Regions from separate parts of the Homo sapiens genome. Here region 1 is linked to region 2. Evidence: chromatin loops called from intact Hi-C (ENCODE). Cell type or tissue: endothelial cell of umbilical vein. All regions are shown on one strand. Each heading gives the region's core, and the rest is flanking DNA. Links, peaks and the distances in the headings are about the cores only. Region 1 has its middle 31 kb from the start of OLIG2. Region 2 holds the start of LOC105372787 (a long non-coding RNA gene).

Region 1 (5,384 bases), core at 231-5,230, 200 kb after region 2:
AGGTGGGACAAGAGACTGAGAAAAGAAATAAGACACAGAGACAAAGTATAGAGAAAAAACAGTGGGCCCAGGGAACCAGCGCTCAGCATATGGAGGACCCACACCGGCACCGGTCTCTGAGTTCCCTCAGTACTTATTGATTACTGTTTTCACTATCTCGGCAAGAGGAATGCGGCAGGAGAACAGGGTGATAATGGGGAGAAGGTCAGCAGGAAAACTTGTGAGCAAAAGAATCTGTGTCATAAATAAGTTCAAGGGAAGGCACTATGCCTGGATGTGCACGTAGGCCAGATTTATGCTTCTCTCCACCCAAACATCTCAGTGTAGCAAAGCGTAACAGAGCAGCATTGCCGCCAGCATATCTCGCCTTCAGCCACAGGGCAGTTTTCTTCTATCTCAGAATAGAACGAATGTATGATTGGGTTTTACACCGAGACATTCCATTCCCAGCGACATGCAGGAGATGGAGGCCTTCCTCTTAACTCAACTGCAAGAGGCCTTCCTCTTTTACTAATCCTCCTCAGCACAGACCCTTTACGGGTGTCGGGCTGGGAGACGGTCAGGTCTTTCCCTTCCCACGAGGCCGTATCTCAGGCTGTCTCAATGGGGGGAAACCTTGGAGAATACCCAAGCTTTCTTGGGCAGAGGTCCCTGTGGCTTTCCGCAGTGCATTGTGCCCCTGGTTAATCGAGAATGGAGAATGGCGATGACTTTTACCAAGCATACTGCCTGTAAACATATTGTTAACAAGGCACATCCTGCACGGCCCTAGATCCCTTAAACCTTGATTCCATACAGCACATGTTTCTGTGAGCACAGGGTTGGGGCTAAAGTTACAGATTAACAGCAAAACAATTTTCTTGGCACAGATCAAGATGGAATTTCTTATGTCTTCCTTTTCTGCATAGACACAGTAACAGTCTGATTTCTCTTTCTTTTCCCTACAAATAAGACACACCACTTTGAAGAGTCCAAGGATGTTGACGTTAAGTGTTGTATGCCAGGAAACAGGGAGGAAGGCCAAATATATATTTTGTAATATCACGTATGTAAACAAATAATATATAAAATTTACATTTATTTATTCCCATCAATTACCAACATATTTAACACTACATCTAATGTAAGGCTTATTGGCTGAATACTGGATACTGGATACTTTGCAAAGGGAAGCAATCATTAGTCACATTGCTCAGTCCTTTCACACTCTGTGGACCTTCAGCAGCTCAGCAGCTGCCTGAAGTTCTCCATTGCTACAAGGTCAGACATTGTTTATCTCACATTTTAGAGGCCACTTCTGCAGGTAACCCAAGCTTAGGTCTACAAAGTAAAGAATTCTCCCTCTTCTCTCCAAGAAAAAACACACAGTGGTAGTTACAGCCTGGGATTATGTCCTGGGATCAGTCATGACGATTCACTCAATTAAACAGCAAATATTTACAGAAGGCCTATTACGTGCCAGGCACTATTCTGGGTCCTGGGGATACAATGGTAACACAATTGACAAATTCTTGCCTTCATAGATCTTATATTCTAGCAAGTGACAGAGTAACACATCTAGTTCAGTTTAGGGACAAATATACTGGAACACTTGAATGGGAAGAAGGGCTGAAGGGGATGGGTTACAATGTATGTCTGCATCTATTGAAACCCTCTCCAGGTAGCACAGCCCTCTCAGGAAAGAAGCAAAAGGTATTCCTTCCTGGTGGATGCCAAGCTCTAAGACTTCCCTTATTATTTGTTTGTTCATTAAGCTTTGAATTACAGTAATATTCAGACAGTCAAAAGTAGAGAGTATAATACAAAGAACAATCAAGTACTCATCAATCAGCTTTGATATATATCAATACAGGATAATCTTGTTCTTCTATATCTGCCTCTGTTCCCACTGTTCCTGGATAATTTGTAGTGAGCCCAGACATTAAGTACTGTTATTTATAAACGTTTCAGTATGCATCTCTAATAGATAATCATTATTTTTAAAAAATCACAATATTTTTATTATACTTAAAAATATTAATCCCTTAATATTATTAAATATTGTCATGTTTATATTTTCCTGGTTGCTTTATATTTTAAAAAATTGATTGTTTGAACCAGAACTGAAATAAGATTCCTACTTTGCATTTGCTTGAAATGACTTATAAATCTCTTTTCTTTATACATTTCCTCTTCTTTCTTTCTTTTTAACCCCTCCATTTTTGTTGTTGAAAAAACGGAGCCATTTGACTTAGAATTTTCCACAGTCCGGAATTCATTGCGTCCCACAGTGTCATTTAACATGCTCTTCTGTCCTTTGTATTTCTATGATTTCTTACATCAGTGTCTTTCTCCAGACCTTTCTTTTTATATTTCTAGTTATTTTCTAAACTGTGCCATCCCTCTTTTCAAGCATTTTTTTTCTCCAGTCACCTTATTTCTGAGCTTTTTTTCTAATTCTGAGGTATGTTATTCTTTCATAGCTTCTATCATTTTCTTAATTTTCTTTAACTTGTTTCATAATATTTGAAATGTTTTGTGGGCATTCCTTTTGGACACGCTTTCATCGTTTTGTAGGAATTTTTTCTGCTCTTTCTTTTCATTTTTTCCTTCTTAACTTTTTATAAGTTTTTACCACAATGCTTTTCTGTTGTTTATTTTCTAAATGAAATGAATTTTCCTATACTTTTAGGAGTGAAGGGTATGCTGGGGCAACCTTTCCAGTTCAAAGGCTCTAGAGCTCCCTCTCCTGTTCCTTTCGCAAGGAAATAAAACAAAAATCTCCAAAGGTTTTGAGAGCTGCCTCTTCTGCTCTGCCCACCCCCATCCCATTTATCTGGATCTTTTTTCCTTGCCTGTATTGATCTGCCCAGATACTCATCAGTGCAAGGCTTTGTATTGGAAGAGACTCTGTTCACTTTGAGGGCATATGGAGCTCAAATCACCCCGACACCATCAGACCTTATTGTATCACAGTCCTCTTGCACTTAGCCATGCATTGGGTTTTCAGATAGCTCTCCTGGTTTTGGTTGCTGTACTCAGATGGTCTTGCTGTGCCCTCTGGTGAATACCTGCAGGTGATTGTGTGATTCTCAAGCTCTCAGTATCTTCAGAACCACAGTTTTTATCACGTGTCTTCTTCCGGCACTAATGCTGCCACCACACAGTTCTTGAACTGTAAATGCTTTGCCCAGACCTGTTAGTATTTGGTGTCTGGGAGGATTACCTCACTACCAGCTCTGTTGTGGATACTGTCCATGGCTCTTTTCGCTTTGCTATTCTAGTTGCTCTTTCTATTTTACAGGGAGATTTGGGAAGATTCTAAGACTACCTAGCCATTTCTTTTCCCCTTTTTAATTCTTCTTGGTACTCAGTGCTACAGTTTGAGTGTTTGCCTCCCTCCTTAAATTCATGTTGAAACCTAATCCCCACTGCCATAGTATTAGGCGATGGGGCCTTTAAGAGGTGGTTTATGTCATGAGGGCTCCACCTTCATGGATGGGATTAGTGTTCTTATAAAAGGGTTTGAGGGAGTCTGTTAGTTCCTTTTTGCCCTTCTACTGTCTGAGGACACAGGAAAAGGTGCCCTCTGTGGAGCAGAGATGGAGGCTTCACCAGACACAAAATCTGCTGGCACCTTGATCTTAAACTTTCCAGCCTCCAGAACTGTGAGACATAAATTTCTATTATTTATAAATTACCTAGTCTAAGATATTTTGTTAGAGCAGCCCGAATGGACTAAGACACCCAGTGATCAGTGCAGATTGGTTAGAAGTTTAACTCAATGAAATATTCCAACTTGGGAACAGGTTTTTCTCACAGGACCTGGGAGCCATGACCCTTCCTTCATTTGGTGCCCTTGAGAAGGTAGCTAAGGCAAGAAAAAGTAGACAGAAGGACTGCCAAGGGTCAGCTGTTGGGTGGGGCATGGCTCTTAGAACCTGCCTCAAGGCCAAGTTGTTGAGTCCTGCCTCTGACACCTCCCTTCTCCTTTGCTGGTCAGGCTCTCAAAAGGAGACAAATAATCACACAGGAAGAGAAAAGAAAACAGCGCTAAAAACAAAAGTTCCCTCTCTCACCTTATACAAAAATCAACTCAAGATGGATCTAAGACCTGAAACTAAAAATTCTGGAAGATAACATTGGAAAAACTCTTCTAGACATTGGCTTAGGCAAGGATTTCATGACCAAGAACCCCAAAGAAAATGCAATAAAACAAAAATAAATAGCTGGGATTTAATTAAACTACAGAGCTTTTGCACAGCAAAACAGTCAGCAGAGTAAACAGACAACCCACAGAGTGGGAGAAAATCTTCATAATCTATACGTCTGACAAAGGACTAATATCCAGAATCTACAACCAACTCAAACATGTTAGCAAGAAACAAACAAACAAATAATCCCATCAAAAAGTGGGCTAAAGACATGAATAGACAATTCTTAGAAGATATACAAATGGCCAACAAACATATGAAAAAATGCTCAACATCAGTAAGGATCAGGGAAATGCAAATCAAAACCACAAGGCAACACTACCTTACTCCTGCAAGAATGGCCATAATCAAAAAAACAAAAAATAATAGATGTTGGCGTGGATGCGGTGAAAAGGGAACACTTCTACACTGCTGGTGGGAATGTAAACTAGTACAACCACTATGGAAAACAGTGTGGAGTTTTCTTAAAGAACTAAAAGTAGATCTACCATTTGACCCAGTAAGCCCACTACTGGATATCTACCCAGAGAAAAAGAAGTCATTATACAAAAAAAGATACTTGCACACGCATGTTTATGGCTGCACAATTCACAATTGCAAAATCATGGAACCAACCCAAATGCCCACCAATCAATGACTGGATAAAGAAACTGTGACATATATGATGGAAAACTAGTTAGGCATAAAAAGAAATGAATTAATGGCCTTCGCAGCGACCTGGATGCGATTGGAGACTCTTATTCTAAGTAAAATAACTCAGGAATGGAAAAACCAAACATCATATGTTCTCACTCATAAGTGGGAACTAAGCTGTGAGGATGCAAAGGCATAAGAATGACACAATGGACTTTGGGGACTCAAGGGGAAAGGGTGGGAAGGGGGTGAGGGATAAAATATCACAAATTGGGTACAGTGTACACTGCTCGGGTGACAGGTGCACCAAAATCTCACAAATCACCGCTAAAGAACTTACTCATGTAACCAAACACCACCTGTTCCCCAATAACCTATGGAAATAGAAAAATTAATTTAAAAAATTCTAGGAAACTGCCTGGGAATTCCCCAGCGTAAAACACCCCCAGATTTGCATTTGACTCCAGCTTTGTATTATTGGTGGGGGAGCCACACAGCTTCCCCCTCACCCCCCAGCCCCTCCCGGGCCTCTGCCTGTGCTCCATTTTCTTGTGCTTC
Region 2 (5,384 bases), core at 204-5,203:
CACGGCTCTCCAAGACATATTCCTTGTCAGTCGGATTCATGCTATTATCCTCACTCTCCTCCTGGCAGTCAGGTTGTGTTGCTGAAACTATAAACACCGCAAGTCTGGAGATAAGATTTGGTGAATTGCAGTTAGAATGTTGAATTTTCTATCACTTTCCGCCTTGTGTTATTGCTACAAAACCAAACCTATCTATCACGCAGCAAGCGCTAACCACAGCAGCCTCTGTGTTTCTACCCTAGTTTTTGATTCTCTATTGTCCTAGTCTCTTGCAGACTAGAAATTGTAAGAGGAGGCATGGTTAATTGAGGGTGGGGTAGAAAGAAGGAAAAGAGGAGGCTAGCAGGGTAGAAACATAGATGATATTGACACATTGAGAAGAGATTGCTAATCTACCATCGTCATTGCTGGGACTCGAGAAGGGCCTTACTGGGATCCAGCCAGGATTAGCTCAGCCACTGCTGCTGTGGTTAGGGTTTGCTACACGATACTCTTTTGAACACATGCCATGGGGACAGTTCTGCACTTCTGCTCCCGTCTGTGGTGTGACAAGGCCGGCTCTGTTCCCTTTTTCCTTCTCAGTCTTAGCTTTTGAGACGCCATGAAACTGACAGTACTGGTTCTGATTATGTGCAAAAACTGGATTCCAACTGCCAAGCATTTCTTTCTCAACTTCTGATTAGCTGCAACTTAGTAGTCATTCAACCTTGAATAAAACAATTTCACCTGAATATAAAAACACGTTTAAAATTAAGAAATTGCTTGCTTACACAATATATTATTCTTTCTTTTTCTGGCATCTTCCTTGCGGTTTAGATGTCATATCGTAACTTCTCCTTCCCCAAAGGGTCAATCCAACTCTAGTGTCTTGTTCCATGTGGGTCTTTTGTTCCTTCCACCCATAATCTAAAGGTCCCAAGGCACTTCCCCTATCCTCCCTCAGCCAAGCTTCATCCTTGGGCTCTGCCCTAGAGTAACTCAGCTGACATCTTAAATATGTCTGATCATGCTAGTTTGTATAATTCCTGTTTTCTGCATGCAGACTATGTGTTTTTCCTAACACACCAGCAAATATTTAGTAACTTTAAATTTATGTGCCAGTATTTTGCAAAGTGCAGTGGGGGGGTACAAAGAATTGAAAACCTGATCTCATCAACTGGAGTTGACTACACATATGTAGGTACGGGAAAGAGTAAGATATAGAGGGTACCACCTGTAGCTGGAGTACCTCCAGCACCGGGCGATGCTTCCCACTTCTCTCCTCTGTAATGCACAGGAAACATTATATTTCCAAATATGATGCATTCCCATGGGTAGCAGTTGCTCTGCCTCTTTCCCAACCAAGAAAGCCTATGGAATTTAGGGATTGTTGGGATGTGATCAAAGGGACAACCTTAAATATCCACTGTTTCTAAGAAGGATCCTTGTTTAGACACTTAGGAACAAATTAACTTATCCCCCTTATCCTGCCCAGCATCCATCAGTGGGTTAGGGAGGTATGGCAGAGGATGGCTGGCAAAGATAGGGCCATTTTCTGCATACAGATCACACTGCAGAGAAATAAACTGAGTTCCCTAGCGGCCTTTGCCTCTGCACTGCTGATTGCAGTTGGTGCCACACTGTGCCAAGTGATAAGCTCTTGAAAAGGAGCAGTTGCGTCGTGTCCTCAGAGGAGGACTGTGTGGAATGTTTGTGTCTGCATATTCAAGCTTGTTGCCAGATCTGCTGTTTCTGGGCCTCTCTCATTCTCAACTTCCTTGTGTTGAAAAATGAAGATATGAATTCCTCTCTCACAAGGGCTGTTGTGGAAATTCAATAAAAGTAATTTTGTGAGAGCTTTTAGCACGGTGCTGGCATTCAAGTGGTTGGTTGCTCAATAAATATTTGCTGGGTGAAAAAAATCTGATATTTACTTCAGAGTTCACTATGTCATTTTTCTTAATGAAAGTATATCCAAGTAGATATCTTGCTAAAATAAGAACAGCTGGAAACTATCTTAAGTGGAATTGCCTGAAGAAGAGGTGTGTCCATTTTCATTGTTTTGTAGAGTTTAGTTCATCCAGCATATCCCTCGCTTCCTTTCCTTCTTTATAGGGTTCCACAAGGAGCTTTGCTGTGGGCGAACTGTTAGCTGGAGCTGTGATAATTAGGCCAAGGTCATGCATCTGTCCCTTGTGGGCCAGTTAGCTCAGCTTGGCTCCATGTCCATACGCATTGATCTTAACCCAGCGGCAGACTCACAAGTGTGTGACCGCATCCCAGAGGACTGCGGGGGAAGGGTTTCTGTGGATCAGGGCAAATCGCTCCTGCCGGAGAAGCACCTTCACGGTCAGCTCTCTTATGGTTATTATGACCTGAAGGTGGCGCTGTTTCTCAAGGAAAACTGGCGTAGGGTCGCCGACAGTCTATTTTAAAGTGAGTGTGAAATGATAGAATGTCAGAGTTGGAGAGAATCTGCGAGGTAATCTTTGGATCGATTTCCTCACTTTCCAGCCAAGGAAACAGATCCAGAGGGATAAAACTCTTGTCAGAAGTCACACCACAGATTCCTGACAGAGGCATGGCTAGACACGGGCCTCCCAGGTCATAAACTTTTACAATTTTCACTGCACTAAGGGTTTCCTGATCCTAAATGGTATCAAGCAATTAATAATGCTTAAAAGAAAACTGAATGAATCATTGATAACTAACCTGGTGATATTGTCAATGAATTAAGTTACTGAATTTCAAATGTCTGTTATTTCTAATCACAGGTCAGATTCAAGTTGTTTTGGCTTTTACTACAAAAAGCATCTTTACATATATCTGCAATTTAATGGATAATTTATTTTCCCTTTCCATACATCTGAAAGAAGAAACATAATTGGTATGAACAGCACTTAATTCCAGACTGACTTCTTTTGAACTGTAGGTAAGCATTATTTGTTTGAATGATTACAATTGAGACAAAATGTGGGTTTTTAACAGCTGCTCACAGATTGCAGGCTGATAATGACAGTAACTCTATGGCAGCTATTTGTAACCCCTACCCTAGTTCATAGAAAGAGAAGCATATTAGACAGTGGGCATGGCAAGTACCTCTCCGCAGGTGTGTACGGAATCAGAATTCAACTTTTAGAAGATTTCTGCTCTGAAAACAAATTATTTTTTAAAGTAAGCTTTTACTTATTTTGGGGGGTATGGTGAGTACTTGGGAACGTGAGAGAGTGTTTCCTACTTTTCTCATGGTGAGAGTTGACAAGATGTGAGGTTTGGAGCCTGTGTTGTAGAATTCAAGGTCATCAAAAAAGGCAGGTCTTGTGGCTCTGCTTGAGGCATGAGTTAAAACTTTTCTTATCATCCTGATCAAATACAGTTGTAGGAGTTGTCGCAGGGAGATTAGCACCCTTTCTCCAGTTCATCTTGGACAGGTGGTTTTTATTATTCTTGTATTTGGTTTTTATCCTCTTTCTTTCAGAGCTAAGGGAGACTCATCAGAATGGATGGTTTCTGAAATAGGAATCTATTCAAGATTTAGGAATATAGAATTTTTATTTTTTAAAACACATTACATTTCATTACACTGTCCAATGATATAACAGAACCACAGACTTTTCTGGTTGTGTCCTGCTCTTTATTTTTACCTGGATCCAAGCTTTCTTCAATGATTCTCTCTCTCTCTCTTTTTCTTTTTCTTTCTTTTTTTTTTTTTCTTTTTTGAGTTGGAGTCTTGCTCTGTCACCCAGGCTGGAGTACAGTGGTGTGATCTTGGCTCACTGCAACCTCCGCCTCCTGGGTTCAAGTGATTCTCGTGCCTCAGCCTCCTGAGTAGCTAGGATTACAGGTGTATGCTACAATGCCTGATAAACTTTTGTATTTTTTGGTAGAGACTGGATTTCACCATGTTGCCCAGGCTGGTCTCAAACTTCTGGCTTCAAACTATCTGCCTGCCTCAGCCTCCCAAAGTGCTGGGATTACAGGCGTGAGCACCGTGCCCTGCCTCTCTTCAAGGACTCTCTTTGCTACATCGGCATCACCTGGGAACGTGGTAGGGCTACAGAATCTTGGGCCCCACCTTGGACCTACCTAATCGTCATCTTATTCATTGGTGTTCCCTTCGCCAGGTGAGTTTTGCACTGACTAAAACACACAGATCTATCAGGTGAGTCGAAATGGCAATACTCATTTACCTTAGTTCTGCCTTTATTTTACTTTCAGTGTTTTATCCTTGTCCATGGAGTCACTCTCATTCATGCAGTTCCACAAATATTTTTTAAGGCCCACTCTGTGGCAGACATAATACAAAGGGCTGAGAATAAAGATGAAAAAAATCATTTACTCAAAGTATGTAGTATGTCATCCAATGATAAGTTATGGAGGAAAAGGCAGGCTAAGGGGGCCGGGAGTGTGGGAAAAGGGTGCAGTGGTATACAGAGTGATCAGCGAAGCCTTCTCCCAGGAAGGGGCCTCTGAGCAGAGAAGGGGAGGACAGAAGGAAAAGTCACGTGGAGGGCTCAGGGAACTACCTCCTCTGCCCTCCAAAGCCACTAGCGAATCGCTGTGTGCGAGGGTTGCCACATTTAGCAAAAATACAAGATACCTAGTTGCATTTGAATTTCAGATCAACCTTGAATATGTGTTGGGTATAACATACTAACTTTTTTTCTTTTTCTTTTTCCTTTTTTTTTTTGTTTTGAGACAGAATCTCACTCTGTTGCCCAGGCTGGAGTGCCGTGGTGCGATCTCGGCTCACTGCATCCTCCGCCTCCCTGGTTCAAGAGATTCTCTTGCCTCAGCCTCCTGAGTAGCTGGGATTACAGGCACCTGCCACCATACCCAGCTAATTTTTGTATTTTTAGTAGAGACAGGGTTTCGCCATGTTGGCCAGGCTGGTCTTGAACTCCTGACCTCAGGTGATCCGGCCGCCTCGGCCTCCCAAAATGCTGGGATTACAGGCGTGAGCACCGTGCCTGGCCTAACTTTTAATATTAAAATACACATATATAAAATTTAGTACATATACTAGTACATAGTACATGTACTAAATTATATTGTAATGTTTTTAGTATGTCCCATACAATATTTACGACATATTTATTTATACTAAACAAATTCATTGTTTATCAGAAATTAAAATTTAACTGGGCATCCCATATCTGTGTGACCCTCTGTGTGACCGATGGCTTGTGGACCAGACCATGAGCTTGGGGAATGTCCTTCTCAGCAGGACCACCATTTCCCTTCTCAGTCAACCCTCACCTTGTTCCCTAGGCTCTGGGCAGGGTCACCTTGAAGGCGGCCATCTGTGGCCTTGTGTTAACTCCACAGGTGACACCTGGATTCTGTAGTCAGATAAGAATGTGCGCCTGTCTTCTATAGCCAGCTAAGCATTTCCTAAACTAAAC

Evidence for each region. A loop is a pair of places that touch in the nucleus more often than their neighbours do. Peaks named below come from ENCODE experiments on the same cell type or tissue, not always from the same donor. Only the 100,000 strongest peaks of a DNase experiment are listed, where the experiment ranks them.
Region 1: a loop joins it to region 2, with 21 times the contacts of the local background. A loop is called at or near these places in 46 of 110 quality-filtered maps.

What each region holds. Positions count from the first base shown.
Region 1 is chr21:32,991,862-32,997,245 of GRCh38, reverse strand. No RefSeq gene overlaps it. Among named protein-coding and RNA genes, the nearest start is that of OLIG2, 31 kb to the left of the region's middle. In endothelial cell of umbilical vein, for the core only: a CTCF peak has its summit at 2,728 (motif pointing left); no DNase peak of the experiment used is centred there; H3K27me3 peaks cover 411 bases.
Region 2 is chr21:33,194,030-33,199,413 of GRCh38, reverse strand. It overlaps LOC105372787 (a long non-coding RNA gene), which reads left to right and starts at 3,897. Exons shown (of 3, transcript XR_937675.3): 1 at 3,897-4,103. In endothelial cell of umbilical vein, for the core only: a CTCF peak has its summit at 2,340 (motif pointing right); a DNase peak (open chromatin) is centred at 2,353.